Linked DNA regions of Mus musculus: region 2 is linked to region 1. The links are chromatin loops, found by intact Hi-C in ENCODE. Cell type or tissue: left cerebral cortex. All regions are shown on one strand. Each heading gives the region's core, and the rest is flanking DNA. Links, peaks and the distances in the headings are about the cores only. Region 1 overlaps Mast4 (microtubule associated serine/threonine kinase family member 4). Region 2 holds the start of Gm30050 (a long non-coding RNA gene).

Region 1 (15,669 bases), core at 5,176-13,175:
TCTTACTAATTATTCTTGTGATAAATGAAAATAAAAGAGAGAGAAAAAGAAAAAAATCTACTTTGTCAAATGTGTGTATATGTCTATCCAGGTGAGATAGTGTGTGTGTGTGTGTACACATCTATGTGCCTGTGTGTGTTGGACTCAAAGCTATGTCCCATGTGTTCGATTTTGTGACTAGGAAAAACAGCATTCAACATCATTATAAAAAAAACCTGTTTCCTACATTTAAAAATCTGTGGATACAGCCATTAACACCCACCATGTTGGTGAGAGAATGAAGTTGTGATATTCTTTGAAAGCACAGAACGCTGATACAGTCAAGCACAGAGGTGTCTCAGCTCGAGAAGTCATACAAATGCAAAACCGAAGGGGGAAGAAAAACTCCTCACATTTCCCCAGCAGTAGCGTGGATAATAATACCTCTTGGGGGTGTTGTGAGAATTCATTAGGGAACACGTGTGAACTATTCCAAGATGAGTGCTCTGTCTTATTATTCTCAGCTTTGCATTGTTCTTGGAAACCGAGCGTTCAGAATGAGCTACAAAGTCCAATCTGCTGCTGAAGACGCTACATATTCTAGTTTCATGTAGCGGAGAATGAAAGTTTTGATGGGCTTGCTCTAGTTGTGCTGGTAACCCCAGGAAGAAAGGGAGATGAGCTTTATTTCTTGGAGACTTCTGCTTTTCTGTTTTCTTTGTCCATGAGATTTCCTCAACTGAGTCATCACTGGTTGCCGGCAGTAAGACATTACAGACATACATCAAAATGAGAGGAGCAGTTCTTTCTCATTGTGGTCTTAGAATGGATTCTCCACTGCTATTTCCTATTTGCCACCACCCCCCCCCCCCTTAGACCAGGTTCTGAGTCACTACTTTTATCAGTTTGGTTTGGTTTGTTTTTTGAGAACAAGCTCTTACTATACAGCTTTGGTTGGCCTAGAACTCATTATATAGACCAGGTGAGCCTTGAACTCACAGTCGTTCTCTTGCCTCCATGCTTGGTTCAGAAGTCATCTTTAATTTCTCACGTTTAATCTTTTCTTTCAAGGTGCACATACCATGTGGTGAGGGTCTCTGAGTGTGCTGGGTTGGAAGGTGCCATTAGCAGTATGTGGTGGTTAGCTTTGTTGATATGAAACAGTCTAGAGCCATCTGAGATCACGTGTAGTTAAACCTGAACTATGTGCGGGATGCTAGGAGGGTTACCTTGATGAGTGGGAACAATGGCTCACAGTGTAGAGCACCTTTCGCTGGCCAGGGACCCTGGACTGTGAAGAGTAGAGAACGTCAGCTCACCACCAGTTTCTTGTCCTTTGTGCCTTCTTGACTGTGGATAGGATATGACCAGCTGCTTCAGGTTCCTAACTGCCTTGACTCCCCCGCAATGATGGACTCCAATGGGAATTGTGAGCCAAAGAAGTCCTTTCTCACATACGTTGGGTTTTTGTTTTTTTGGTTTTTTTGTTTTTTTGGTTTTTTGGGTTTTTTTTGGTCAGATAGTTTACCACATAATGGGAAATGAAAATCTCTGCAACAAACTTGACTCTTCATCTCTACAGTTACCACCTTAGTCTAAGCTATTGAACCACATCAATAGATTTTTGTAATGATTCAGCCAGCCTTCTACTGAGTCAGCTTTTGTCCTCTGTCTGTGTCTCGAGTGTCCAGCACTCCCTCGTCTGCTCAGAACCTTCCAGCAGCTGTCTACTATTGCTCATATCCTGCCCACCACCCCTCAGTCATCTTCTTGGGTCACATGGGGCTGCTTAAGACTTATTTGTTTATGTACTGTATGGATGTGGGTGCTTTGACTTCATGCACACCAGAAGAAGGAATTATATCCCATGACTGATGGTAGTGAGCCACCCTGTGGGTGCTGGGAATTGAACTCAGGACCTCTGAAAGAGGAGCCAGTGCTCTTAACCACTAAGCCATCTCTCTAGCCCCCTAAACTGTTTTTTTTTTCTTGACTAGTCTAAGCAGGTTTCTATATTGTTGCTTATGATTTTCTATCCTCCCAGAATTTTCTCTTATTTCTTCAATTAAAAAAAAAAATCCAAACCTCCAAAAACATTAAAAGAACAGTACAGTCAAGAGCCCTGGCCACCTTGATTTGCCAGCTAAGACCCCCCCCCCATTCTTGTCTAGTACTCCCTCCCGCCCATTCTTCCTTCGCAACTCCTATATGTATTTGAAAGTAATTTTCAGGCATCTAAACAAATAATGTTCAAATACTTTGACATTTATATCTTATGAGCAAGTCTGTGTTCCTTCCTAACCACAGTGTGACTATTTGACCAACAAATATAACAAAAGACACTGTCAAGGACCTTAATGTGTGCCTGGCTATGGAGGTACAACTGTCTATAAACGTTTTATTTGTCTTTGTTTTTAATTCTAATGGTACTAGACATCAAAATTTGGAGTGTTCTGCATGCTAGGCAAACATTCTACCACTGAAGTCTGGAAGTTGCTTTTGTTTGTTTTGGGTTTGTTTAAAAAAAAAATCAGGACCCAATTAAAAATCAAAAATCCCCTTGAGTTGTCACCTACACAAATTGTCCATGTGGCAGTGGCGGCAGCACACTTTCCTCACTACCTACCCCAATGTTTGAGTTCCCGAATGAAAGACACACACACACACACACACACACACACACATACACACACACACAGCCTTATATTTTAATATGCTTTAAGCAGCTCAATGGATGGACCACTCTCAAACCTCCACATGGCTAACACCTCTCCTCTGATATTCCCAAGTTATTACTTACTAAAATCTATATTCCATCTTTGTTGCCCTAGACTCATGGTGGGGGCAGGGGAGGCTGGGACTGCACTTCCCCAGCTCTTACATGTTGGCTGTCTCTATGTCCTCCATTTCTCAGGCCTGGTCTTTCTCCTCTCCCATCATGGCAGTTCTCCCTTCTTTCTTCCTCCCTCCGTCCCCTTGCTGGGAATCCTAAAGTCCCACCTCTTTCTCTGTGCCCAGCCATTGGCTGCTGGCAACTTTATTTACCAGTGAAAACCAACTGGGGACAGGGACCCTCAGCATCTTACAAGTGGATTCTCGTGCAATTTGGGGACCCAATTAACATAATGCAAGTGTTAGACCAAATCCACAGCAATGCCTGTTGTTACCTCTTTTAGCTGGTAAACTCACCTTTTCCCCCACTTGTTTTCTTTTCTGAACGTTGACAGATTTGAAGTGAGCCGCTACTCTGCCGTGGGTCACTACACTAGACACAATCTACACTGTGCAGTAGTTCCCTCTGGCTCAGACCTGGGTTCAAGATACATGGCAAGAGGGGATGGAGCTATTCCTTACCAGGAAGCCTGAAGCCCAGTACCTGGCCAGGACAGTTGGGGATGCTCTAGTGTGGCTTCAAGCAAGAGGCCTGAAGCCCGGTGTCTAAGCCCTGCTTGGGGTGATATTTTGATTTCATGTGAATACCAACAAAATTACCCATACTGGCTTTTACATTCATGGATGACCTTGTTTGGATGAGTTTTGTGCTGAAATCTGTCACAGGTTTCTGTCACTAATTCATCAGCTAAGGAACTTTCTCTCTTTTTTCTCTCAATTTTAGGCATGTTACTGTTGACTCATACATTTTTAAACAAGAAATAGAAAACATTTATTTGGCCTATAATAATTCGCAACCACTGTGCCTCTTTTGGGCTGTCATGCTGTCCTAAGTAAGCTTCGTCCGTGGGAAGCCTTTTAAGCTGGGTCCTTCTGACATGACCCTATTAGTCTTTGAGTGTGTCCTACTTTTTGAACACAACACGATGTTCTAGATGTCCGGAACAGCTAAAGGAACACCCACCCAGTGCCCACACGGTTCTCTTCCCCTGCTGTCTGTACTAACTGTTACTGCAACAGAACAGCATTCCCCAGCTACAGCCTAAAGCTCCTCATCCCCCTCCCCCAGGCCCCCCTCCCCTGTTCACTGCCTCATGATACCTCCTGCAGTGAATATTTCCACCTGCCACATAACATTTGTTGTTCTTGTTTTTGATGGTTTCCAAAAAGAACAAGACATCCAGGTTAGCAGGGACTTGCCCGTTTGGTTTAATGCCTGGTCCCTAGTGTGTGACGCCTACTACAGTCTTAACAAAGGCCCATCGGGAAGATGAGTGAGCTGACCCACTTCTAGCTTCTCCCGATTATCTGTTGAAGAGATGAATCAGGCAGACTGCAAGGGCACATAGCCATTTGGGGGGAGCCCACTGCAGTTTTGAGTAGCTCCCTGACTTTGTCTTTCGGGGTTACTCTGAACTGTTACTAGCCATACATTACAAATGCCACTCAAGCTCTTGGCAGTTGACAGCGGAGCATTAATGATACAATTCTTCCTCTCCAGCTTCTCCGAACAGAAGGTCTGGCTATTTTAAAAATTAAAAAAAAAAAAAAAGAATATGTAACACTCAACTATGTTAGAAAATTTTTTTGCATGAGATCTAATGTTGGTAACTAAAAATCAAGTACAATGAGGCTTTTCCAAACTTGGCTGGTGGTGTTCTATACTTAATGCAATACAAATCCTTCATGGGACTTTTTTTTTTTTTTTTGTAAAGTCTGAGGTGTACATTGACTTGGAAGAAATTTTATCCTGCTGCAATCATAAGCACTAAGCCAAGGACATGGGGCATGAATCGTGTGGTGCACGTAATGCAGTTGATTTCGTATCAAGAGTTGAATGGTGGCCCCAAAGACACCAGATCCTCACGGACAGAACCTACCTTACCTGAAAAAAAAGAGCCTTGGCAGATGATGTGTTTAAGGATTTTTGAAATGAAGAGATAGATGCTCCCACAGCATCCTGTGGTCTTTCTGTCTAATCACAGAGTTCTTAAAAGAGAGCAGGGTAGACTTGGGGAGATGGTTCCACTGCTAGAGCATTTGCTGTTCAAGCCTGAGGACCTGACATTGACTTTCTCACAATTATATAAGAAGCTGGCTGGGCAGCAGGTTTAATCCTATGCTGGGGAGACCGATGAGGACCCCAAGGGTTTGTCTAGTGGACTTAGTAGCTCCAGATTCAGTGAGAGACTCGTCTCAAAAAGTAAGTAAATACACACACACACAAAACATGCATACAATGGAGTTCCATTGAAGCACCACTCAACATTGATCACTGCCCTCCACAGACTTGCACATATGCACAGAAATGTGTACATATGCATACACATCCACAATAAGAGAGGCAGAGATTTAACGCATTGAGAAGCTAGAAAAGGCAAAGGACAGACTTTGTCTTACAGCCTCAGTGACCATGGCCTGTTGTCATCACGATTGGGGATTTCTTGATACTACTGTCTGGCCTCCAGAACATGCAAATACAAGTTTTCCCTTTTTTAATATCCTGAATTTGCAGTGATATGTTACAGCAGCCTTGGGGAGTAAGTACACTGGTGTCTGGACCTTTCCTGCTCTTGTGATCCTCAAGTGGACCCATTGAAGGCAGCATGGTACATTTACCATGGGGGAAAGAGAAATGGTTAAATCATGTGATCATGTGACTTAGATCAGCTTTTCTATTCTTAGCCTAGAACTCCTTTCACTTGATCACCCGGCCTTTTCCGAGAAACATGAACCAGCACAGAATACCCCTGGTGATGTTTCATAGACGCTTCACAGACCACTGTGGCTCAGGGAGAGACATGTGGTAGGAATTGTGGCTGCTTTGAAGAAAATAGGTATTTTAAGAACGAGAACATGACCACTGTGCCGGCTCCAGTTCAGGGGGTTTGTGTTCCCTGTTTTCACATCAGCCTTTAATGACTTTCCAGACTTTAGATGCTATTCGGCCTATGTATGTATGCATGGAAAGATGCAACCCTTGCTATCTCAAGGACAGTCCACTGGTACTTCTCTCAAGAAGTCATGGTTTTCCATCTGCAGGGTGGCTGCCCGACTCGTTAAATGCAAAAAGAGAAATGGATAAAGTACCACAGGCTCCCAGCCCCTCCTTCTGCTACAGGCCTATGCTGTAGGTATCATGGCCCTTTGCTGTCTGCTAACTTCTTACCTCGCTGATGGGCCTTCATGGGCCCTAACTTAATCAGCAGTCCCTGTGTTCTGAGAGCTATGAACAGGAATATGGGGGATGAATATTGGAAGGACTCCATCTCTGCCTCAGGGAGCTCTCAGACGTGTCTGGAGAAACAGCCAGAGAATCCGCATCGCTGAAGTGTGATAGCCAGGTACTGTGATGACAGTCACATGCTGTGCCTTGTGTCTGCACAGTGGAATAAGAAAACACAATGTTTAATGCACAGGACTGGTTTCTCCCTTACAGTGGCATCTTGAGAGACACTAGTGACTGAACTGGGATTCAAAACTCAGAACCCACTGGTGTTCCCATTTCCCGAGGCACTTTGTTTCTGGTTTCTGCCTTTTGGGGGCTTCAAAGTATGACTTTGTACATATACATATACATATACATATACATATACATATACATATACATATACATATACATGTCTTTACATTGCTTGCTTATTTTGAGACACTATTTTACTCGACCACTTTGTAAGTTTGGTTGTGGAAAAATGAGAGCTGCATCTTGTTATTGTAATCCTTTTAGCATTGTGCTAGACTCAGAAATAATCTTCCTAGTTCAATCAAATGAACCCCCCTCTTCTCTTCCTCTCTCAAGAAGGCACATACTTGATTAAGCACATCCAAGATTGGGAAGCCCTCATGTGAACTGCAGGAAGGAGACTCGGGTCTACTAAGAGAACTTAGCACCTAAAATGAACCTTTCTAGTGGTCTAAAGCTAAGGCTTTGAAATTCTTTGTAGAATCTTGTCAGCTAAAGTATATCAGTCAGTTGGCCAAAATGTATTGCTCTCTCACTCAGTTGCCAGGGGAGAAGTGTGAAGAATGTTCTTAGTGTGGAAAACTCCAAGCCACAGAGATACATTATGAACGTCACATGAGTGGGGTCACCAGAGGATATCAAATTCGGGAGCTGGATTTGAACCTAACTATGAAGGATGTCTAGGAAGTGTGTAGAAAGGAGGAGAGAGCATCTTTGAGGATGAATGGAAAAACAGATATGAAAGGATTGCTGGCAGTATGTTCAGAGATAGAGAACAAGTCCTACCTTGAGGAATTTGCATAGATTAGTCCCCTCAAGCGAATAGAGGGGCCTTCATAGAAAAGGAAGATTGGGATTAGACTATATACTGTCTATTTTTCCGGGTGTTTTGTTTTTGTTTTGTTTTGTTTTGTTTTTTTTGTTTGTTTGTTTGTTTTGCTTTTTTTGAGGTTTTATGGTTTTTTGCTTTTGAGGATTTTTGTTTTGTTTTTTGTTCGTTTGTTGTTTGTTTGCTTTGGGGGGGTTGGTTTTTGGCTTTGGTTTTGGTTTGATTTGGTTTGGTTTAACTTAGGAAAGGTCTAGAAGTTCTTAATTTGGAAAGCAGTGTGATAAGCATGATAGCCCAACAGGATTTTTGCACTAGAGAAGCTTGATGTAGATGGAATGAAAAAGCGAATGCACGGAAAAGCCCAAAGGGTGGGAAAGAAGGCATAAGAGCGGGAAGGAGGACCACAGAAGGTGTTAGGAGAAGTTAATGGAGCCCGTGGAAAGATGGCTCCACAACCTGGGAGAATTGTGACAAAGAAGTAAACCCGAGTCTCCTTCCTGCAGTTCACACGAGGGCTTCCCAATCTTGGATGTGCTTAATCAAGTATGTGGCTTCTTGAGAGAGGAAGAGAATAAGGGGTTCATTTGATTGTGATGGAAGAGATAGAAATCAGCTTTGAAGGTAGATGCTGGCTTTGCTTTGCGTGATGTGAGTCCTATGATTGCTGGGCAGACCAAGTAGAAATGTTCTGGTACAACAGCGTGGTGGAGTGATGCTCTAAGATGAAGGAAGGTAGGGAGGCCTCAGCGGAGATCTGTTAGCCCATTTCAAATTATGCAGATGCTCTGCAATACTCTGCTACTCCATTGTTCTATGGCTTAGATTTGGAGTCAGGGCAGGAGCTGGGGACAGGGAAGCAGGCACCAGGAACAGGTATTAGCTGGAATCCACAGAGGTGTCCAGTTACAGGGAAGTAAACCCAGTCCTCTGGCTTCATGAAGGATCAGATAGCCAGAGCTCCAGAGGTCTGCCTCTACCTTCTATAAACCCCTGGACACATCCCACAGCTGGAGAAGTTCCCAGTTGTGGATACAGGACTGTAATTATTTGTATTCTCTACTATTAAGATTGAGCCATTAAACTACCCTACCATTGGACTACTGGGTCATGTGGCTTTGAGAGTTAATAACATATCAGGTTGATTTTATTTCCATACCTGAGATACTGGACTATTTGGCAATAATTTCCTCACTTGGTGAGTGCTCTGCAGACAATGCCGAAAATGTCTTCGGGCTTTGTGAGAAACAGTTGTTAAAAACTTAGCTAACCCCCGCAGCAGGCAAAGCCATTAAGAGTGTGAGAATGTGTATATTTAGACCACATTTGGCTCAGGACATCCTGCAGATTATGAATACAAGCAGTTGTTATGCATTGTACAGCATACTCTGTGGAGTGTTTTCCTCTTTAATTTGTCAAGGGTAAATTATTGTCATGCACTGTGATGGTGGTGGTAGTGTGGGGTGTGTGTGTGGTGTGTGTGTGTGTGTGTGTGTGTGTGTGTGTGTGTGTGTGTGTGTGTTGAAGACTTTTGAGGAAAAAAATGCCCTCTCTGACTTCAAGATACTTGCTGGATGTGAAATTCTATTTAGATACAAACAACGGTTTCATCATTTCTGAATCACATCTGGATAGGCAGATGTAAATAACTGACTAGCTCTGACAGCACTTCAGATACACACATCTGGCACAGGTCAATATCCTGTGTGCCAAGGCTACTCTGGTAGCTATAGCCAGCTGCAGCACAATAGATGGCTGAGTTATATTTGAATCTTAGGCCCACAGCAATAGATATACATATATATTATATTTCATATAATATATCAATTTGGTTGAGATGAAGTTGTGCAAGAACTCAAATTTTTGTACAGGGTATTTTTACATTTGACACTTGAGTAAGATTCCTAATGTCAGTATTTCACGGAAAGTCTCTGATGTTTAGGGATACAGCAGAACATAATTGATCCCTCTGATGAAATAAAACATTTTGGTTTTGGAGCTCTGATATTTTCTCTGTTTTAAAGATAGGGTCTCAACGCATAGCTCTAGATGGCTTAGAACTCACTTTACATAGGACAGGTTGGCCTTGGACATCTGCCTCCCAAGTACTAAGATTAAAGATGTGTACCACCATACCAGACCTTCTCCATCTTTTCTTGATTTGGAATTTATAAGAAATATTTAAGTTAGTGATTAATGACCTTGGGCAGTCATCAGAGAACATGACAGCATCATGTAATATAGTCCTTGCTACAGTAACACACTGAAGAGTCTTAAGTCCTGTATTCATGTCTAAAAACACTTCTTTTCATCAGTGACTTCATAGAGGGCTAGAACATAGAGAATTCTGTACAAATCATACTTTGCCATGTCTTGCACATATCAACCTTTATAGCATGCATTTTTTTAAAGCTTCAAGTAGCCCACAGTTCCACAACAAAGGCTCTCTAAGTCCTGCCCTGAGCTGTTGATATTATGAGCAACCAAAGGGGTTCCACAGATAGCACCATTTCTCACACAAGGAGAAGGATTGCAGGGTGTGTTTTCTCCAGGCTGTTGGCTTGTTGTTACCATTTTGTAGTTTCTCAAAAATGAAAACCTGCACTAAATAGCACTGGGCTGACACTCCAAGATCTGTGCACATGAGCGTGGGGGATGCTCTTTGGTTATACAATTCTTTAAACCAAATATTGGAATCTGTTGTCTTTCCCATATACCTTATAACATGGAATGTGTGACTTGTGAAACACTGCTTATTTTTAAGCTTCTTATTGTGAGTTATGTATAAAATGTAAGAGAAAAGTGGAATATATTGGTTTGTGAGATAAAACTATGTGATAGTGTTGTTTTTATCCTCTGAAAGTAGAAAAAAGTTTTGGGAAGACACTGGAGTGAACATAAGTTACTCTTCATTCGAAGGTCTACTGGTGTTAGATGCTTCTCTTTGATTGCCTGCCACTTTGATGGATCCACTGAGTACTTTGTGTTGAGAAGCATTCGAAGGCTCCATTTTGGACTCAGGGGCTAAAAACTAGGTTTTTAACTCAGCAGTATTTACTGTGGTGATGGTGGGGAGAGAGTGACTCTTCACACGCCTGTGCAGCATTCACTTTGTAGACGCTCTTCCCAAATCAGGACTGAGATGCCCACTTGGAACCTGAGGAATTGTATCTGCGATAAAAGTCTCATATTTTCAGAGATGTCCAGAGGAGGTTCTAAAAATGATTCCCACTTTACTATGTGTAAAGGGCCTATGGCTATCACTCCATGAATTAATTTGTGTGGTTAAGAGGGAATCCAGACTTGGGCCAGGCTTATGTTTTTTCTCCCTATTGAAATCTGGGGTTTCAGTTCTCCAGAGAGACTCTCTGACCCACTTAGCTTCTGGGCACCGCCGAGTGGCACGGCTCCCAGAGAGGCACGATGCACTCCAAGGCTCTGCCAAAATCAATTTGGCTCCATAATTGTGAAGTACTCTCCAGTTCAGAGACTCTTCCCACATACTAGTTCTAATGCAAACCCAAGGAAAGCCCAATGAGGTTGTTTCTTACTGTTTGTTTATTTGAACTCTGCCCAATTGTTTGTTTGTGGTGTTTGAGGCAGCCCTCAAAGCGATTTGAGGTCTCAACATCAAGAGGCTAGAACAGGTAGCATTATGTAGTCGTGGTATCTCCATCATAGAAATGAGGACGCTTTAAAAAGGAGAAAAATAACTTGTGAAAAGAATTTCATAAATGGGAAATTGGCAAGGCCAGGGTCTGGTCTCTTCGGTGACCTTGCATACTCTAGTTTTTGGTTGGTATCTCGGTTAGGATTTTATTGCTGTGAATAGACATCATAACCAAGGCTGTTCTTAGAAAGGAAAACATTTCATTGGGGCTGGCTTCAGTTTCAGGGGCGTAGTCTATCGTCATGGTGGGAAGCATGGCAGCATTCAGGCAGACATGGTGCTGGAGGAGCAGAGAGTTCTACATTTTGATCCAAAGGCAGCCAGGAGGAGACTGTCTTCTCTAGGCAGGCAGCCAGGAGGAGGGTCTCTTCTGCACTGGGTGGAGCTTGAGCATAGAATCTCAAAGCCCACTCCCATAGTGATGTACTTTCTCCAATAAGACCACACCTTCTTATAAAAGTACTTCCCATGGGCCAATAATATTCAAACCACCAAGCCACATCCCATTCTGAACTGTGGGCAGATGTTTGTGAAAGCATACACTGGTCTCAGTAACAGCTCCATCTCCTTTTATGTCAGGACACTGAAACTGATTCTACTGAGGACTTAGCAAAGGATCTCCCTCACCTGGAAGATTGCTTAGCAATGCACTTGAATGATACACATTGGTCTGGACACTGTTACCTGTACTGCATGGTCATGAAAGAGTAGTTGAGGGTGACAGGAAATTTCTATCATTTATCAAGGTGAGTGCATCTGAAGCCGTCATGCCAAGCAAGTGGGATCTCCTGTTGGTAGTCAGGGGTAACTAGAGAGTCCTTTAAAAAAAAAAAAAGACATCAATAAAAATCACTTAAAGAGCTGACATTTAGAAAGCAAACCCATGCTCCCCTTGAGACCATCATATTGAAGTGAAGCCTGTCCCTGGGCTGTCTTGGCACGGCAGCAGCGTCTTTCCTTGACAGCCTCTTGTTCTCCCTGGCTGGTATTTTGGCGGCAGATATCATCATATCAGTTAATGCGCTTTGCCTCCTGTAGGAACTGATTTGACTGCCGTTATGTTAGCTCATATTTTCTCCATAGTCATTAAAGTGCCTATCTGCAATTTGTTCAAAGGAGGTTGCCTGCCTACAACCACTGTTGGAGCCCCGTGCCCTTTCACTGGCGATTAATTGGCCCGAGTGCACGGAGCTCTTGGTCTACTTAGATTTCATTTTAATGTCATTCTAAAGTACAGGGAAATGTGAATTTAGGAATGCTGCCCCACTCATCAGAGATCTGTGGCTTTTGTTTGAGCATACAACATTTATATAGCATTTTTCTTTAATGTTCTCAGTGATGAGTTTTGCTTTTTTGACCATGAGATTGGTGTCATTGCATGGGAAGGAGACACAGTTCAGTGGTCCAGTAAGTCCTTCAGTTACCAATCAATTTGTCATGTGTTCTATGCACCTGCATGTAGCATCTTCAGCAAACAGCTTTGGAAGGATGCCTGTGGTTAATATCTTGTGGATATTAACTAATACCTGCCTAGGAGGTATTAGTCACTGTCAGTCACTCATCTCTGAGGTCCTTTTTCTTCATGCTTACACCTAGTTATATGTGACTGGACCTTATTGCCCTGCCTTTGACGGAAGCTGGAATTTAAGAGGCTCTATTAGAGGTAAATTGAAGGATATTCAGCAATCCAGGCCACCTCACTCTGACCTTTTGAGTAACCTTCCCTTTGTAAGAAACATTTTTTTTTCCCCTGAGACAATCTGGATCTAGATCTAGGTTTCTATGTTTTTGGTTTTCAAGCCTTCGCTGTCCAGGAACTCACTCTGTAGACCCAGCTCGCCTCAAACTCAGAGATCCTCCAGCTTCTGCCTCCTGTGCCACCACCAGAGGCATATTCAGGTTTCTTAAAGGTACTTGTCATAAAAATCATTGTTTTTCAGACAGGACATGGGCAGCCAGTCATTAGCTTCCACACTCCCTTCTTGTATGACCTAGCCACTGTAAAACCCAGTGATATCTGTTGGGGTTAGTCTTGTATGCTTGTGTTCAGAATCTGAGTGGTGTGCCCCTGTGCACACTGCATCCTGATCTTGGGGTAGTGTATTAACCGTTATGCTCTAAAGAATGCCCCCCAATAATCCCTGGTTGGCTAATAAGAGGTTGCACCCTAGGACTAGGCAGAGAGGATAGGAAGGCAGGATTTATTTCAATCAAGTGAGGGACCTCAAGAGGACCACAGGGGAAAAGGAAGAAGAGGAAGAGAAGGTCACCATGAGTTAAGCTAGACCACAAGCACTTGTCCTGAGACACACATGGAACAGAGCAAGCTGGGGGTTGGGGGGGCTCAAGAAGCAAGCAACCCGGAGCCTATGGCTGGGGTGTAAATCGGAATAGTTCAGAACCTGCTTAGTCTAGACTTACAGCTGGTTAATAAAAATACCAGGCTTCTGTGTCTTTTATTCAGGAGCTACACAAGCTAGAGAGGGGCAGAAGTCTCCCATAAAATTACTTCAACAGGTATCTCTGTGCAACGCTTTGTACAGGGAATGTTTAGAGCAAGGGACGCTATGTCACACCGTGAATGTTGTTTAACGGCTTTTCACAAGCTGACCCTGCCTTTCAGGAAGTGGAATGAAAATGGCAGAACAGTCAGTTTGAAGAGCCTCAGCCTTTCAGAAAAGGAACCGTTGCTCTTTTGAGGGGACACCATCTCAGGGATGTCACCGCAAAGACCAGGTCACGTGACACACCAGCAGAATCAGGTTTAGAGGGGTGAGCCCCAGAAGGTCTCCGGAGTTTTCAGGGAGGAAAGTCTGTGTTGATGGTAGAGGAGGAAGATGACGTGAAAGAGACACTTGAGTTTTTTCACGCACGAGGCGTTTGTACCAGGGTGGCCTTGCATGTCAACACCAAGAGGTTCCCTAAAGATTATGAAGGATCTCCAATCTATAAGGGTGATTTTTTTCTCACATCAATCCCACTTGAGAGACATTCTTTTTTTTCTATTATTATTATTTATTTTTATCATATGTGCATTGGTATTTGCCTGCATGTATATCTATGTGAAGTATAAGGATGTGGGATTCCCTAAAACTGGAGTCACAGACTGTTGTGAGCCACTATGTGGTTGCTTAGAATTGAACCCAGGTCCTATGGAAGAGCAACCAGTGCTCTTAAACTGCTGAGCCATCTCTGCAACCCCGGAAGACATTCTTTTAGTGAGATATATTTCTTCCCTAAAGAACACTGGCGTATCTTGCGTGCTAACAATGTAGATTTAAAGAACGTAAACAAAATTCTATATTTCTATAAAACTTGATTAAAATTGGTATTCCAAACTTTATATACCCCAGACATCCACAGTTATGGAAAGCACACAGGCTGCCTTCAGCATCTTCAGTTCCCTGTGCCTGTTCCATTTGACATCGCTTCTTTTTTTTTTTTTAATGTATTCCTGTTTTATATGTATATCTGTTTTGCCTGTGTACGTGTCTGTACACCACATGCAGAAAGTATCCATGAAGATGAGAACAGTGCGTCTTCTGGAACCAGAATTACAGACCACCATGTGAGCTACCAGGCTGGTGCTGGGAGTAGAACCCTGGTCATCTAGAAGAGCAGCCAAAGCTCTTAGCTGCTGAGCCATTGCCTTAGCACATTGTTTTCTATATGATTGTTGCATCCTTGAAGCATGTTTTCCCACTTCCCTTTGGGTTCTTTCTCTCCCTCCTTAAGCCTGTGTTTTGGCTTTGGGGAGTACAGTTAGCAGACAAACCTTCAGATCTTGTGTGTATCTTGTCCTACATCTTGCCTTTATCTCCCTTAGCATCGTCTTTAGCCTTTCTTTTGGTCCATGGGGTTGGACTAGGGCATATAGACACCTAGTGCAAAGTTTCAGCATCACCTGGCTTAGCCCCTCCCAGCACCATCCTGTTTCTTCCACACATGTGGTTTTGTTACTTGCTGCATTAGTATTTGTTTTAAGAGGCTGGGGTCCATTTACAGAGTCCCTCTGAGTCCTGTTTGTTTCAATGTGTGTGTGTGTATACAGTTTATTCATACATATGTTCATGTTTATATATGTTTTTCATATGTATAAATGAATATATATTCATTTGATATATATAATATATATGTATATTATATATGTGTATGATATATATATATATGTATATTATATATATGTATGATATATATATATATATGAGGTCACAGAGGTCCTAGACCACACATCTTCAGCTGTGCATGTAGCCTGACAGTCATACAAACTTCATTTCAAGAAGTGATGCTGTGTACCTACTAGCAATCAAGGATCCTATAACAAATGGAATAGAGAAGATCTCTGCTCCTAAGAAACTGACATCATAGTGGGTACAGAGACTGAGGTTCATGATGTACCATAAACGTGTTAGAGACAAGTGATACGAGGAAAATTACGGCAGCTAGAGAGATTTCGGTTTCTGAGAACACGAGGCGTGTGAGCTAGAACTGAACGATGGGAAGACCACTAGGAGCTGCATACCACAAGCAAGCCAGAGAAGAATACTGTGGATGCAGCTTCCTGGGAGGGTGAAGCAGAAGGGCCTGAGGACCGGGTTGTAAGTCTTGAGGAAGCCAGTTCAGGTTTTTCTTACGCTTGGTAGGAAGTGCCTGACTTTCTCACATAGGGAGATGATGCTCTCTGCTTTGCCTTTGCAAAGTTTCCCCTGCCTGCTGTATAGAGGACAAGATGGGTTAGGGGAGTGGTGTAGGTGAGAATTCACACTGCTTAAATGAAATGGGAGATGCAGAGGCACTCAGGCTATATTCTAAATATGTGAAGGCTCACCTGCTTGTGAA
Region 2 (15,669 bases), core at 3,730-11,729, 160 kb before region 1:
TTCACTGCCTGGACAGACCCTGGACTTTCTTGTTAACTTCACCTGTTTTCTCTTTTCATGACCTTGGGCGCTTCTTTGAGCCTCTCTGTCTCACTTTTCACGTTGGTTAAATTGAACAGGCTTCTTCCCTTCCCAGTGGCGCCCAGGAAGCCAATGAGGATTGATGAGGTGGAATCCAGAGCCCATTCTGTGTTTCTTCCACGAGTCCATTAAGATGATGCTGGAAGACAGGGCTAGTGCAGTGGAGAAGTGGGGCACACAGTGCTCGCTGTGCAATGTGAGAGAGTCCCAGGAAGGACTTACTTCTTTTTCAGCCATGAACTAGTTGGCAGGTGGCAGCCATGTTCCTACTAGCACCTGAATTGGATAATGGGTAACTGCAGGTTGAAAGAAGGTCACAGAAAATGTGAGATATGGCGAGTGAGGAAGACGATCAGGGGGGCTTCTAAACCTTTGCATCCTTGCCCGAAAAAAAGCCCTGGATTAAATATGTGTGTGTGCACACACATATGTAAGTGTGCATATGTGTGTGTGTGCACACATATGTGTGTGTGTGTGCACAGGTGTGGGCACACATGTGTGCATGTGTATATGTGCATGTGTGTATGTGTGTGTACATGTGTGTGCATGTGTATATGTGCATGTGTGTATGTGTGTGTATATGTGTGAGCATGTGTGTGCATGCACGTGTTTGTGTGTGAATGATATATATGTGGAACAGTATGTGCCACAATACACATATGGATGTCAGAGAACAACTTTGTGAAATTTGTCCTCTCTTTCTACCCTTATGGTGGATGCTAGAGATTCAACTCAGGCCACCAGACTTGTGTGGTGTGGCAAACACCTTTCTTTACCCACTGAGCCATCTTACCCACTTGGCTTTTAAATTCCAAGGTTAAAATAATGTTTTTTAATTAAAAACAAAACAAAACAAAACAAAACAAAACAAAAACCTTTGGATTTTATTTCTTTAGATGCTTTTTATACTTTGTGCTTGATATTTCCAAGAAGTTCAGCTAGGTGACAGTTAGCCTTTTGTCACCATAGGATTTAAAAAAAAAAAAAAAAAAAAAAGTAGATGTGGGCCAAGAGAGATAGTTCAGTGCTTAAGTGCTTGCTCTTCTAGATGACCCCAGCTCAGTTACTCTTACCCATACCTGGTGGCTCAGTGGCCTAGACCTCCAGATCCAGAGGCTCTGATGACTCTTGTGCACAAATCCATCTGCACACAGACAGACAGACAGACACACAGAGTAAGTTGATTGTATATAGCCTGACAGAGCTTTTTATAAACTCTGGACCAACAAATCTACTATGATAGGAATACCATTCAGAAGATTAAAAACAAATCAGCCTTTGTGTTTTATGGCAAGGTTTATCTTATTCATATTCATTTTAGGACTCACTGTTTTCTAAGCTTGATAAGATACTTACTCGATTCAGGCTCCCTTCGTATCATCACCGTGTCAACATAGGACTGTCTGAAGCTTGTGTGGTTGATAGGTGATGTCACAATGATACTACCCATGTCACTTCAAGCCCCCATTCCCGTGATCTATGAACGTGAAACATAGAGTTTTCCCACGTACCAGCTCATGGTCCCATTGTTAGCTGTGCACCATTTAGAGACTCAGGGACATAATTGAAAAATATATATATATATTGGTGCTCTTTCCAATTGTCAGAACTTCATAAATGTCGTATGGAAAAAAAATGAAGTTGTATTATCCAGTTTTATTAGAAATGCTACATTTTGTTGGTTTCGTGTGTTCGCAAAGTAGAGGATATTTTCCCACTGTGATTGATGCTAGGGCATTTATGGGGATAGTCTGCTATATTTCATATGTATATGAGGGTGTCATTGTTAAAATGTTCAAAAGAAAATTATGTGTGTGATTTATATTTTATTATTTCCTCCCAGGATGTAATTTTTTTTCAACCCCGTGATTCTTATCATGTTGTCAGTAGTGATTTGATGGCTAATATGCCAGAAATAATTAGATAAAAAATGGTGATGCAGATGTCAAGACAATGTAGCTTTCTCATGAAAAGGCCTTAAGCGAAATCCTGCGTGTGTCATAGTAGGAATCACAGGTTGCATGCGTTGAGACAGTCTTCAGATTGCAGGCGGATGGGATGGAAGGGAGCTCGGTGCGAGAAGCGTGGGCTTGCAGCATATTTCATAGGCATATGCTTGCTACTGACCCCACCTGCCATTTGAACTGAATTAAAGGTAACAATAGAGTGTGCCTTGGGCTCCACTTTCTCACAGAGGAGAGTGAGGCCTCGGCCCTCTCCTCATCCCTCAGTAAATTCCTGGACAGAAGAGTCTGGAAGCCAAGAGCCTTGGAGGCAGAGGCTCTGAGAGGCTCTGAGTAGGAGGAGGAAGAACAGTGGAAAGTCCTGCTTGTGTACCACTGAGGAAGGCCACAGGTTCCCAGGCAGAGCTGTGCCGGGCTCCCCCCCCCCCCCCCAGCACACTGATGCTGGTTTCTACTGATGCTGGTTTCCCATCAGGTCACTCCCTTCCCTTTCCTCTTCCCTAAGCCCACGATACCTTGACACCTAAGAAAGAGGAGGCTCCGGAAGGGGGACTTGAGGGACTTGCCATGGCCTGTACACTTGTCTGGGGTAAAGCCCGGATAGGTCTGGCTGGCTGCCTATGCAGGGCAACTTCTGGAGAATGGAGAATGACGTCACAACTGGGATTTCCCCTCTCCTTCCCAGCACTGCTCAGAGTAGAACAGTCTTGCTCTGAGTCATTTGCTGGAAAAGGAGAGGGGGATTTAAGGAGTACTCCCTTGGTGGCGAGTTCCAGAAAAGTTATTGGGCTATGAAATAAAGAGCTGCCAGCACTGTCCCGCCCCCGGGACATATGCTGGGCCTGGCACAGCAGCTGAGAGAATGCCCTTGGCTATGCGTAGGTAGTGTGACTGTAGCTAAGTGTTGCTTGTATTTGGAAGTGTGTAATTGAGAAGGCAGAGACCCATGGGTCAGACTGAGAGGAGACCCAGAGCTGCTCCCCCAGCCTGTCTCTGGATATTCTCTTCCTTCTCCCTCTCCCCCTCCCCCTCCCCCTCCCCTTCTCTGTGCCAGTCCTGCTCAAGGCCTTTCAGTCCTCGGATGCTCCTTTTCTGTTAGAAGTCCAACATCCCTTGGGGTTTCCATGCCCTTGCTGGTATATTCTGATCACTGACCTCTTATGATATTTTCCCCCATAGAGGGGAAGGGATCTAAGTGCCCTTCATATCTCTGTCTCTCCTTGGTTTAACCACTATAGGAGAGGAAAGGATGGAGGTAGGGATGTAGACTCCAGCCTGGTCTGAGTTGGTGGCTTGATTCTGCCTGTCTTTGGCTGTATACTCTTAGGAGATACTTAACCCCTCAGATGCCAGTTTCCTCGTCCATGGTGGGGACCAGGGCTTACCTGATGTGTGGGAATGTTGCTGTTCGGTGGTCAGTGAGATGACTGATTGGCATATAGTATATGACCAACAAATGTCAATCACTATGATTTATAAGTGAAAGGAGTGGAAATAACGTACAGATATTAAGGAGGAATTGAAATAGGCATATAAACAAGGCTCTTGAGCAAAGCCCATGACTATGGGTCTCCGTCCCATTCAGAGAGACACAGGGACATGATTGCTACCACAGTCGATCTTTGTATGCCTTCTCATGAATGATCATCCCCTTTGTGCCCCATATGACCCAAAACTTTTTAATTAAAAAGGCAGCAAACAGATTCATTGGTAACAGTAGTAATTTTGTGAATGGAAAGCATAATTAGTGGTTTAGTGGGTGAATGTATCCATTTGGCAATATTGACTTCCCTGGGGAATGACTAAGTAAGACACTGAAGCCTTCTCTCTCTTTCAGGTATCTTAACAGGATACGATGATGGGACTAGTTTGTCATTATCTGTAGCCCTTCTTGAGAAGTAACTGTCATCACCACACTTATGCATGAACACATTTAGAAGCATCCCTCTGAGCTGTGATGAATTCCAGAAAGCTTACAGAGTGCTCTGGGGGGCTGGGGCTGGGGGGCAGCAAACTGGCGTTCCTCTGCCATTGCTGCTTCTGGGTCAGGTAGAAAGTCAAGGGAGAACGAACCTTCTTTGTGGGGAGATGAGACCCTCTCCCTCCTTTGACATGGGGCCTCTGGGTGGACAGATGTTCAGAAGGAAAGGCTGGGTTTGCTGGGAGGGGAAGATGGAGCCGGGGGAGTCAGGTGCAGAGGGTAGATCTGAAAATCTCAAGTACCTTTGCTTTATAAAAAACAAACATGCAGGGCTCGGGAGATGGCTCAGCGGCTAAGAGCACTGGCTGCTCTTCCAGAGGTCCTGAGTTCAATTTCCATCAGCCACATGGTGGCTCACAACCATCTGTAATGGGATCTGATGCCCTCTTCTGGTGTGTTTGAAGAGAGCATCAGTGTACTCATATACATTAAATAAATATTTATTAAAAAACAAAACAAAACAGGCCGGGCGTGGTGGCGCACGCCTTTGATCCCAGCACTCGGGAGGCAGAGGCAGGTGGATTTCTGAGTTCGAAGCCAGCCTGGTCTACAAAGTGAGTTCCAGGACAGCCAGAGCTACACAGAGAAACCCTGTCTCGAAAACAAAAACAAAAACAAACAAACAAAAAAAGAACAACAAAAACCATGTATACAAACAAACTCAATAAGCATTCAATTGCCAGAGGGTGGATACAATCCAAGGAAACCTTGATGCAGGGTAACCAACCCAGATCTTCTGGATACAGGGTTCCAAATAGGTCGTAGACAGACATCCCACAAGAGTCAGACCTGAATTCTTAGGTCACACATCAACACTGTGCCAGTGGCTACGAATCTCCATTGCCTCTTTGTGAAAAGCGGCCAAATGTTCCTTTTCCTGATTGGAATTTGGAATTGTTTTTGTCTCTGGAAGACACTGACCTGCAATAGTTATTGAAATGTCATTTTGACCTCTATCTTAGCGACCATAGATTTTTGAATGTCTCATGACCTAAACAGTGCCAAGGGTGGATGGGGTTGTGAGGTACCCATGTAAATATTTGTAAACCAAATACTACAAAACCCCTTGATTTAGACCACAATGCATGACAAAGCCCACTGAGTTGTCTTATTTGAATATAAACGTAAAGGGGATGTGTACTGAAGTTTGTGTTTTGTGAACTTTCTCTCAATATTGTGAACATGTTCTGTGAAGGTATAAAATCACAGGGAAAAATGAGTTTATTAATGGAAATTAGCCTGGATCCCAATTATTACCTGTGAATAGTGTCATCATTTGAGGGTTTTATTGCGTTTTAACACATGGCTTATCTTGATGAGAAAATATACGGCAAAGGCTAAGTGTAGCAATTTCCCTTTACTGTTCCCTCCGCTCAGCCGTTATTGCCTGATGTGATTTTTCAGCAGTCTTTCATTTTTGTCCCAAATGTTTTTGCCCCTGGCTTGTTTTGTTTCTTTAAAATGTATGTGTATCACTTCTCAAAGTGATACATTTTGACAGGTAATCGATACTTTTTTTTTCATACTAGATTTGACGGTTATAATCTTCATCTTAGACTTAGTTAAGGGTGGAATGCTAACCTAGATTTTTATCTCAAAATATCCCTTTGTTAGGAGACACACTCTCTGTCCTCAGCCACAGTCCTTTCAGACCTGTGCATCAAGGCGGTTCTACCTCCAAGGTGCCTGCTGCATAGGCTCTGCTTATCAGAGACACACATCAGCTACCTTTCTGACAGTGTGTCCCCAGAGCATCTTCTGGTGGCACTTCCAAACAGCTTCCACCATCCATCACAGAAAAGATGCTTCTGACCTCCCTCCCCGCCTCCCAGGAAAGTGTGGTCTTTATTTTCAGAGCAAAGGTGTTTTCCCTTTTTCTCTTTAGTGGCAGCTTTACTTTTTCCTGAAGTACTAGCAGGCTGAAGATCATGGTCTTCAACGCAAAGATATATATATATATATATATATATATATATATATATATATATATATATATATATATATACACACACACACATACACACACACACATATATATATACATATACATATACATATACATATATATATATATATATATATATATATATATACACACACACACAGACACACACATATATACACCGTGGGGGGGGGGGGGCAAGCTCAGCAGGTATAGATGCTTACCTCCAAGCCTGTGGACCCTGGTTCAAGTCCCATAACCCAGGTATAGGAGACAAGTCCTCAGAGTTCTCTGCCCTCCATGTATGCATAAGTAAACACATTAGTGGTGTTTTTTGTTGTTGTTGTTTTGTAAAAAGAACCATGAATGGGGGCTGGAGAGATGGCTCGGTGGTTAAGAGCACTGGCTGCTCTTCCAGAGGTCTTGAATTCAATTCCCAGCAACCACATGGTGTGGCTCACAACTATCTATAATGAGATCCAATACCCTCTCTGGTGTTTCTGAAAACAGCTACAGTGTGTGTGTGTGTGTGTGTGTGTGTGTGTGTGTGTGCATGTGTGCGTGTGCATGTGTGTGTGTGTGTATCCACATCTTTAAAAGTAGAAAAAAAAAAAAAGAACCATGAGTGACTTTTGCTTTCCAAAGTTGAGCTTTATGGTTGAAAAAATAAAATGCTTCTTCCCCTAAAATCAGTATGCCTTCCTTCTTAGTCTGTAAGCAGACAGCAAAGACTTTCAAAGACATAGATATGGGCTTTATGGCTGCCCAGGTTTTGGAGGGCTCTTAGAATTCAGGGAAGTTTTGGTGCTTCTTTGAGGACTACTGGAAAGTGAAGGGGCCGTGGGTACCGCTTCTGTGGTTCTTGGTCTTCATTTCCCAGGGAGAGGTGTAAGTGCCCGGGGCAGTGAGCATGGGAGCCGCTCTCCTGGGACCTTTACAAGCCCATTTGGCTGCCTTTAATTGGGCTTTTCTTTTCCATCAAGAGAAAAAGAACAGACTATTTTAACACCTTCAATTTTAAACAGGATGTACAGTTTTGAAGGCATCTTCTTTTCAAACTGTGCCTTATGCCCAAGTTTATTGGTGTGTTTTGAGTTGTTTGATGACCAGTTTAGTGCTCTCCCTCCAACCCCCCCCAACACACACACACACACACACACACACACACACACAGACCGTGTGCCCCCTCCACTTCTCTGGACATAGCATCATTTCTCTACATATAAGCCAGAGCTAAAAACTGTCTGGGGCTTTCTGCCTTAAGTGGCATCAAATGAACACATCTAAGTAGAAACTACTCTGACACCCTTCTCTGCCGAACCTCAGCTAGGGACAGTCCAACTGGACTTCCTTTGTGTGTCTAGGGTTGTATGCAAGGACTGGCACTGTACAATGCAGCCAATCTGGCTCAGTGCTTAGATTCATAAATCCCAGAGCTATTTTTAATGACATAATCTAATCAATTGATAGCAAGGCTACCAGCATGCTGACAGGCAGGAAGGGAGCAGAAAGTGAAGGGGGGGGATGGGGGTCTGTAAAGACCTACCAGACATTTCTTCCTTCTCCCCTCCCTGAATCGTTTGGAAATCTTTAGATCTCTGGAATAGGTAAGAGTCCAAGAATCACTGATATTTTAAATAATTTTAGGGCTGCTTTCCCGTGTTTTCCAAGAAGACAAATCTGTAACTGTGGAGGTGTTTCTCAGACACACCACTGAGCGCCTGCCTCCCTGAGGACCACACAGTTCCCCCAATTTAAGTATCTTTAGAGCAGACACAGGAGGAATTATTTATTATAAATTGATAGTATCGTATATTGTTACCCCTGTGCCTTGCCAGTAATGAACCCTAATATTCATCTGGTAGTTGCTTTGAATTGCAGTAAGATGAAGATGAGTGGAATAAACAAGCTGAAACAAACTGTGAAATTGCACATGATGGAAATCTACCTCTGCCCCACCCCCAACAGCTTATAAGGCTATAGGAATAGGTTAATATCCCAGCTAATGATGGGCCTTAGAAGGTTTTCCTTCTTTTTACATGCTGGTCCCATATCAGCAGAACTAAGTTCTGGGTGGGGGAAATGAACATCTATACTCTGTGCCTTAGGGTTGGGAACTGACCCAGAGAGATGTTTGTGTGACGGAATGGAGCTCTCCTCTCCGGGTGGGAAGTGCTCCTTGGAGGATGGCTGAGGAGCAGCCGCGCCCTGAGCTCCCTCTTTCAGATTTCAGGCAGCAGCTTGTGTGTTCTGCTACAATTTATTTCCTTTGATACCGGTTAAAAAAGACAAGCACCAGGAGTGAGCGGTGGTGCCGCTGGATGTAGCCAGCTGGCCCTGTTTCTTTTTTCTTTCCGTTTTTTTTTTTTTTTTCTGCCTTCCCAATCAGTTGCTGCTTTAAGAGGTATGTATCAGCGCTGATTTACTCTGGACCTCAGAAGGGGCTTGACCCAAAGTTGCTGCCGAAAGCCATTTACCTGCTTGCCTGGAAAACCACCAGTCAGCATTTGGAGGAACAAAACAGGGATCCCACGAATTTCCAGTCTGATAGCGAAAGTCTCCTCCGCCTGCGGGGGCGATATACATTAGGTGCCTGTCGGAGCCCACTTGCTGCGCTCTCCGCGGCGGGCGAACTGCGAACTGCAAGAGCATCCGTGATCTCCGAAGTTGGTGGAGTGAATAACTAAGCAGGACCAGCTGACTCCAGGCTCCAATCAGCTAGAGCGTGATGTAAGTGTTTAGCAGCTGCGGGGGCTCTGAATTATCGTGGCCAAGTAGAGGTAGTACAGCATGGCCAGACTGTGGCGACAGGCTCGGAGAAAGCAGAGAGTGAGATGGATGAGTCCAGCATTCTGAGACGGAGAGGGCTCCAGGTAGGCGAACCTTCCATTCTTGACGTGCAGCCTTGTCAGTGGCGAGCCATTGAGGATTTCAAAGTTCCCATGACATTCCTATACTGGGCTGCGTGCTCAGTTCTTAATATCTACTTGGGAGTGGGGTCTGCTGGGGCACTCGTTACAGGTCTGACACATGGTGGGGTTCAATGAGGGGAGGGTCTTTTGTCAGAGACAATAGACAGGACTTTTAGTCTGACACTTTGGGCATGGTTGTTCAGGAATAGTTCAGTCTGGGGTGGTGGCGGCAGCTGATAAGAAGCTCGGGTGTTTTATGAAATGTCAGGGAAGTCTGAGGCAGTAACAACTCCGTCTAGTAATGGGAACACAGGACTGAGTTTTGCACAGAGGGTCACCTCCTCCTGGTGGCATCTGTGTGACTGCCAGGCAGTTGTCTGCAGCTGTTAGATGTCTACCTGTCGGTGAAATGAAAGTTTCTACTGGCAACTGGATCAGACTTGGCTGTGTTTAAGAGACTAGGAGGGATGTGTGTGCCACCCCCCCCCCTTGCTTTTCTGTGTTCAACTTTGTCTAATTCACTCTCTGTCTTTCTCTTAGAGTACAAATGTATGCCAAGTGAAAACTTAGCAAATATGAAAACTTAAAAAACAAAACCAACAAAAACCCCCATCTGCCTGGCAGTTGTTGAGTTTAAGGAAGCCATAGCTTAAATGTATTCAAATTAGTATTTGTCTACCAATGGCTCTGTTTGTTGTATAAAGTTTTTTTTTGGGGGGGGGGAGGGTGTTTTGTTGTTTGTTTTGTTTTGTTTTCCTTTGGGAAAGAATCTGGCCATTATTGAGCTCTTGTTCATTATTTTTGAAATTAAGACAATATGCCTGCTCGAGGGTCCAGATTAGACGACATGCTAAGAAATGCTTATTTGGTGACCCTTTGAGTCATTGTCCCTTAGCCGGCTGCTTTGGGTGTTGTCAGCTACTGATAGTGACATTCTTTATGTTCAGTTAGCATCATAGTGCTGCGCCCAAGCCAGGGGATTATTTGTGGGTAGACAAGAGAGGGATTGAAAAAGTTGGGGTTCAGTGCCATCCATTGTTCCAGACCTAAGTAAACAGATGACCTCCTTTGAGAGTCCTGTGGTCATTGTTTTTGAATGTACAGTCGCTGCTGTGACTTCCTCTTCTTTGTTTTCGTCCTCTCCATAAAGTTCTGGTAATGCACAGCTGTTTGTGTGTCTTCCTGCCCCCTTCGGAGTCACTGGTTAAATATGGAAATGCTCTTTGTTAAAACAGTGATGTTCTGTGGAACTTCCAGTCGTGCCGACTTATTATTAATTGATAGCAATGTGTTGGTGTTTTCTCCCCTGTAATTTAACTTAGTGGGTTTTTTAAAATATATTTTTGAGAAGAAATTTATGTGGGTTTTATTTTTTCGTTCTGTAATTTTTTTTTATAATGACATCAGAGATGATTGGAAGCTTGGGGGCTTTGCAAGGTGGCTGGGTTCAGTGAGTTTTAATTTAGAAATAGAAGAGGAGTCGTTTTTTTCAAACTTAAAGTTTAGAGCTGCATCTTTCTAAAGAGATGTATAACAAAACAAAGGCACTTGACTTGCTAATGTGGAATTAGAGTGCATGATGTCTGTTGTAGCAAGTCTGGTCTTGGGACACCTCATTTCCTCCAGTATATCCTGCTCAGGAGTGAACAGTTTCTATTGTGAGTGAGAAACTGGGTCTTCACACGATAAGAAATAACATCGAGGGTGGAAGTGTCTAAAAGTTTCTCAGTTACAAGCCCTGCACAGGCCCCCTATTTGCTTCATCCGACTTGTCCCCAAGACAATTCATATTTTAAAAGACATCACACACACACAGAGCAGCTGTTTCAAGAAATTCCAGTGTAAGTAGAGGACACAATAAAAAGTCTGCATTTGCATTACAGCAGACATGACTGTAGAACTTGTAAGAGGAACGCCACCTAGTGAGGTTAGGACTCCGGCTGCTGGTGAGGTGGACCTGAAGTAGCGGAACCAAGAGCAAACCTCCATCCATCTCCTTATCCCTGCCTCTGACACCAGTGTATCGGGAATCCTGAACAATCCCTATCTCCCATGGGCTCTGTTTAATTTTCTGAAACATGACATGCTTTAACACAGGACTCTTGCATTTTGAAAATCAAGATGTGGGTATATTTGAGTTTTTAAAGTGAGAGATCACCTAGTATAATAAATATTAGATATTATATTAAGTTAGAGCCGTCATTAGGAAAGCCGGTAAACACGGATTAGAGAGATCACGACAGTTGTAAATATGCAGGGTGCTATGTACTAGAGAGAATGAGAGTCTATGCATTGAATAAATGAACAGTATGCGGAACTAACCAGATCTTTAAATAACTTAAAGCCTAGTGACAGAAATCTGAAGTGCACAGTATTCTAATTTTCTAAAATCTAATTTTACAATAATGCAATATGTGTTCAGTGCAGAAGCCTACAGTGTGTGTTTGGAACTTATTTTAAGATCTCGGTACCTCTAGCTCTTCAGAGCAGACACACTGGTAATGTCTTTAAAATTTGGACTTTGTAAAAAGGAAAAAAAAAAACAATTTTAGTCAGAACATATAATTCCTCAGAGCAAGGCTACCTCATAAGTGGTAGCCTCTCTGAGCCTCTGTCTTAAGTGGCTGTACCTTCCTGTCTCCTGGGTAGACTGTTAGTGTTTCCAGTGCTATTGATGGTTACTTCAGCCACTGCTTTTGAAGGAAGAGTGTGAGCAACAACCCCCAAAGGCTTTCACTGTTAGATTCTGGAAACTTCTCAGACAGCATCTCAGAACAGGAGGCAAGCTGACTGATGGACTCGGGCAGACCTTGGACTTTGGGCAATTTGAATTTCTAGACAGGTCTAATTTGTCAATGGATAACTGGCTCCTTTCAGACCTAATATCCCTCATCTCTGGGTCATAATTTTTAACTGTCAGGGAAATTAATTGTTTTAGTGATTTCCATTATATGTTTCTCTCTTATTTGTTTTAATGAGAGTGCCTCTATCTCCAGTGATGGATTCCGAGGCTGGAGAACATAGAGTACCCAGTATCATTAAGGCAGGTGTGAGAGGTGTGAAGTGTCTGAGAAAGGCTTCTACGGTTCTCTTCCTGCAGTCTTGTTGAGCTGTGGCCTCCTAGGCATCATCTTCTCCCATTAAATATTCCCATTGCAAGTCTCCTTCCAAGGCAGCATGAGCTATTAGGATGTGCAAACAGTGTATCCTCAGTTCCCTGTGTGATGCACAGCAACAAAGTAGCTAGAGGCTCATCTTTCAGACTCCCAGTATGCATGGGCTTTGTTTGATTTTCTTTCTTTTCCTGATCTCATCTCCACTTCCCAATACACACCTTAGGGAGGAAAAAAAAAAAACTAATAAAGAGCCCATACTAGTCTTTTGCCTTATTTTCCTCTGATGTTGGTCTAGAATTCAAGTTTAGACAGCAGAGAAAGGGACGGAGATTTTATGTTTGATCTGAGTATCAGATCGCCTCTGTTTTGTGCTTGAGTGTAGGTCATTCCAGTCATATACATGTCAATGTCCCTTCTGTGCCAACTTTAATGTAATTAGAAGTGTGTTTATACCTTATCTGAGATTTACCAACACTCTCCTTATGTGGGGATACCACTCTGTCCCTGTTCCTTCGAAGGCTCTGGGTGGCTATTTGGAATCATCTAGTTAGAAGAGCACAGTAGACAAACTCGGGAATAAATTCCTCTTGGGATGAGGTACCTTTCTTCTCCAGCAATTCTAGAAAGCCCTGTAGATCTCACTGAAGCAGGAAGAACTTCATTGGGGCATAAATGAGCTTTTGCTCGAATGACCGCCTAATTTGTTAGACCGATTAGAAGCACACACGAACGGTGTTTCTTATGCATCGGCAGTTTGCTTTCTGCTTGGAGACAGGCATGATATGTAGCTTGCTATGATAGGTAATGCTGATATATCTTTGAATTCAGAAAAAAATTAGCTTATTTATACTCTAAGGGTCATTAATCTTAATAAAAAAGGTTAATGATGTAAAAATAAGTAAGTTTGAAGCCAGACATGGTGGGATATACCTTTAATCTTACCACTCAGGAGACAGAGGCAGGTGGATCTCTGAGTTTGAGGCCAGCCTGGTCTATAGGTGAGTTCTGTAACAGCTGGGGGCTACACAGAGAAACCCTGTTTCAGGAAAAAAAATCAATCAATCAATCAATCAATCAATCAATAAATTTATACTGGATCCTCCTTTTTTTTCCATAGTTAAGAACCTAACACGTTATTATCTATCTTTGTAATCATTCTGTGAATAATAGAATAATTCACTGTGTCACCCTTGTTCCTAAGTTTGATTTCCCCATCACTTGCATCCTCTTACCAAGCCATGAGGTCTCCATGAACATATGTAGAGTTTAGGTCTAACATTCTTTGCTCCTGGATTGCGAAGATGCCTGGTATCCTCAGGGTTCAGGGCTCTGTCCTGTCCGGCCTGCTTCTCAACCCTGTTCCCACCAAACTTCCCTTCTCCTCCAGGATAGAATAAGAATGCGCACTTCATCTTTCTTCTGCTTTCTCTACCTTTCTAGGCTCACTATGGCGTGCCAAGACTGTCTCATCGCTCTTGAGGCTATCCAATATACTTGTATCCTGTTTTCCTACAATTACTTCAATTATTTTTCCTTTCTTTCTTTTTTTATACAGGATTTCTATATAACCCAGGCTGTCCTGGAACTCACTATGTAGTCTAAACTGTCCTTGAATTCCCAGAGATCTGCTAGCCTCTGCCTCCTGAGTAGGAGGGATCAAAGGTATGCGCCATCATGACGGGCCACCTTTCTTTATTTTACTCAAATTCTTTCTGCTTATTATAAACCAAAGTAAATTCTCAGTTGTTCATAGAATTTTCCACAATTACTGCATTCTATGCTAATCTTCCCAGGATCTCATTGTTTTATTTACATACTTAATTCTATAGCATACTTGAATCATTATATTTTAAAATTATTATATTACTTTAGATTTTTGTACTTGTGAATAGCTTATTTTAAAACTATAGACTTACACTTAAAGTCTTTAGACTTTAGGATCATATTTGTGCTCAGTGACGTGGAATATCTCTGCACCCAGGGTCAGGTTTCTTCACCATTCTGAATCTCCATGTTTGCGTGTGCACAATAGCCATGGAAGTTTGAAGAGAATGAGTGCTTTCTTAGCACAGGGGTAACACTCAGGACTTTTCCCGTTAACTTTAGCTCTCTTCTGTGCTATTACAGAGTTGTGTAGAGTATTATTTTAAGTAATTAAATAAGGGTGTCACCGGTATCCGGGCAATTGACTCACAGCGTGCATAAATTAGTTTAAGATGTTTAGTGCAGTGATGTGGGGAGCATGAGAAAAGCTCAGGTGATTGTGCAGAAGCCAGAAGCAGCAAGGGGATGTTCAACTTCCTGAACGAAAGTGGTTAGAAGGGGACAGCAGCTAATAGAACCCAGAATCTAGAAGATGTAGCCAACCATGTGACTAGATCAGGGATTCTCAGCCTGTGGGTCACAACCCCTTTGGAGATCACATATCAACATCTGCATACCACATATCTTCATTGCAGTTCATCACCGTATCAAAATCAGTGTTATAAAGTAGCAATGAAAACGATCTTATGGTTGGGCTCACCACAACATGAGGAGGAACTGTATTTAAGGACTGCAGCATTAGGAAGCTCAGACCACTGCCCCAGCTGCCCCATCCATATTTTTATTTATCTCTAGGAATAAAGAGTGATCAGGAGCTTAGTGGGAAGAGGGGCTCAGAGACTCAGGCACCCAGCCCTGCGTGAGGGGACTAACCCAGGAGAACACTTTCAATTCGTCTGCCAGACTACCCTCTAACAGGTCTCAGCCTAGAATCCACAACCTCTACCTCATCCATCTGTTTGCCCAGAGATGCCTTTTTTTGCAGAATTACTGCCTAATACTAAGTCCTTTTATTGAGGGGTGATAAAGAAAATGACTGAGACACTTTTCTCCACCTTTTATAATCCATTCCCCGACCCTGGAAGCTCCACCCACTCTGCTGGGCGCTGTCCCTTTGTTAGGCCCATACAATGACTTGGTTTAGACACATATGATAAAATGGCCCATGAGCAGACCTACTCTCCCTTCCTAGGTGAGCTAGTTTGCATCTTTTAATCCAGTGATGAGCACTCTGTGCTCACATCTTCTCTTCTCATGTGTGCCCTAGCTGCTCAGATTTGACTACATATGTAGCAGACTGTTCTTCATTCTTTAGTTCTTGCTTGCTTCTTTGAAGTGTCACATGGTTTTATTTATTATACCTTTAAAATTTTTAAGTTGTCGGGGGGAAAAATGCCTTAGAGTAGATAGGTCCTAAAACTTTGATAATGTTGCGCTCCAAACAATGAAATTACTTAAAGGAATGTGAGCAGACTGAAGAAGATAATAGACAAGCTAATCAATAAACTATAAAAATTGAGAATCACATGAACTTAGAAAAATCAATATGTGTGAAGCAACCAATCATTTTATTGTTGGCACTAGAACCTAACAAAAGCAAATAGGCTGCTTGAATTTACTAGAAACATATTTCACATAAATTATGAAATACAAGTAGACGGTACCAACTTCGCGTAGAATTACATACTTTTCTTGGCACCAACCATAAACAGGGAGCTTGGCAGATAACACGAGGTACACATGATAGAGGGCTGCACTGTCATTAACATCGTGGTTTTGAAATGTGTTTAGTGATGTCAGAAAGCTGACGGGGCATCAAGTGGTTAAGAGAGCAGGGTACTAGCTAACA

The links. Peaks named below come from ENCODE experiments on the same cell type or tissue, not always from the same donor. Only the 100,000 strongest peaks of a DNase experiment are listed, where the experiment ranks them.
Region 2: a loop joins it to region 1, with 2.4 times the contacts of the local background. A loop is called at or near these places in 3 of 42 quality-filtered maps.

Annotation. Positions count from the first base shown.
Region 1 is chr13:102,928,809-102,944,477 of GRCm38, reverse strand. The region is part of intron 4 of Mast4 (microtubule associated serine/threonine kinase family member 4); the gene reads left to right. It overlaps Gm30106 (a long non-coding RNA gene), which reads right to left. Exons shown (of 4, transcript XR_382843.4): 2 at 11,515-11,648; 3 at 6,041-6,250. Among named protein-coding and RNA genes, the nearest start is that of Gm30106, 29 kb to the right of the region's middle. In left cerebral cortex, for the core only: no CTCF peak of the experiment used is centred there; DNase peaks (open chromatin) are centred at 6,155, 8,462 and 10,583; H3K27ac peaks cover 329 bases.
Region 2 is chr13:103,089,920-103,105,588 of GRCm38, reverse strand. The region is part of intron 3 of Mast4 (microtubule associated serine/threonine kinase family member 4); the gene reads left to right. It overlaps Gm30050 (a long non-coding RNA gene), which reads right to left and starts at 8,529. Exons shown (of 2, transcript XR_382842.1): 1 at 8,446-8,529; 2 at 4,677-4,947. In left cerebral cortex, for the core only: CTCF peaks have their summits at 4,385 (motif pointing left), 8,581, 10,770 and 11,266; DNase peaks (open chromatin) are centred at 8,657, 9,149, 9,893, 10,836 and 1 more place; H3K4me3 peaks cover 3,169 bases; H3K27ac peaks cover 1,315 bases.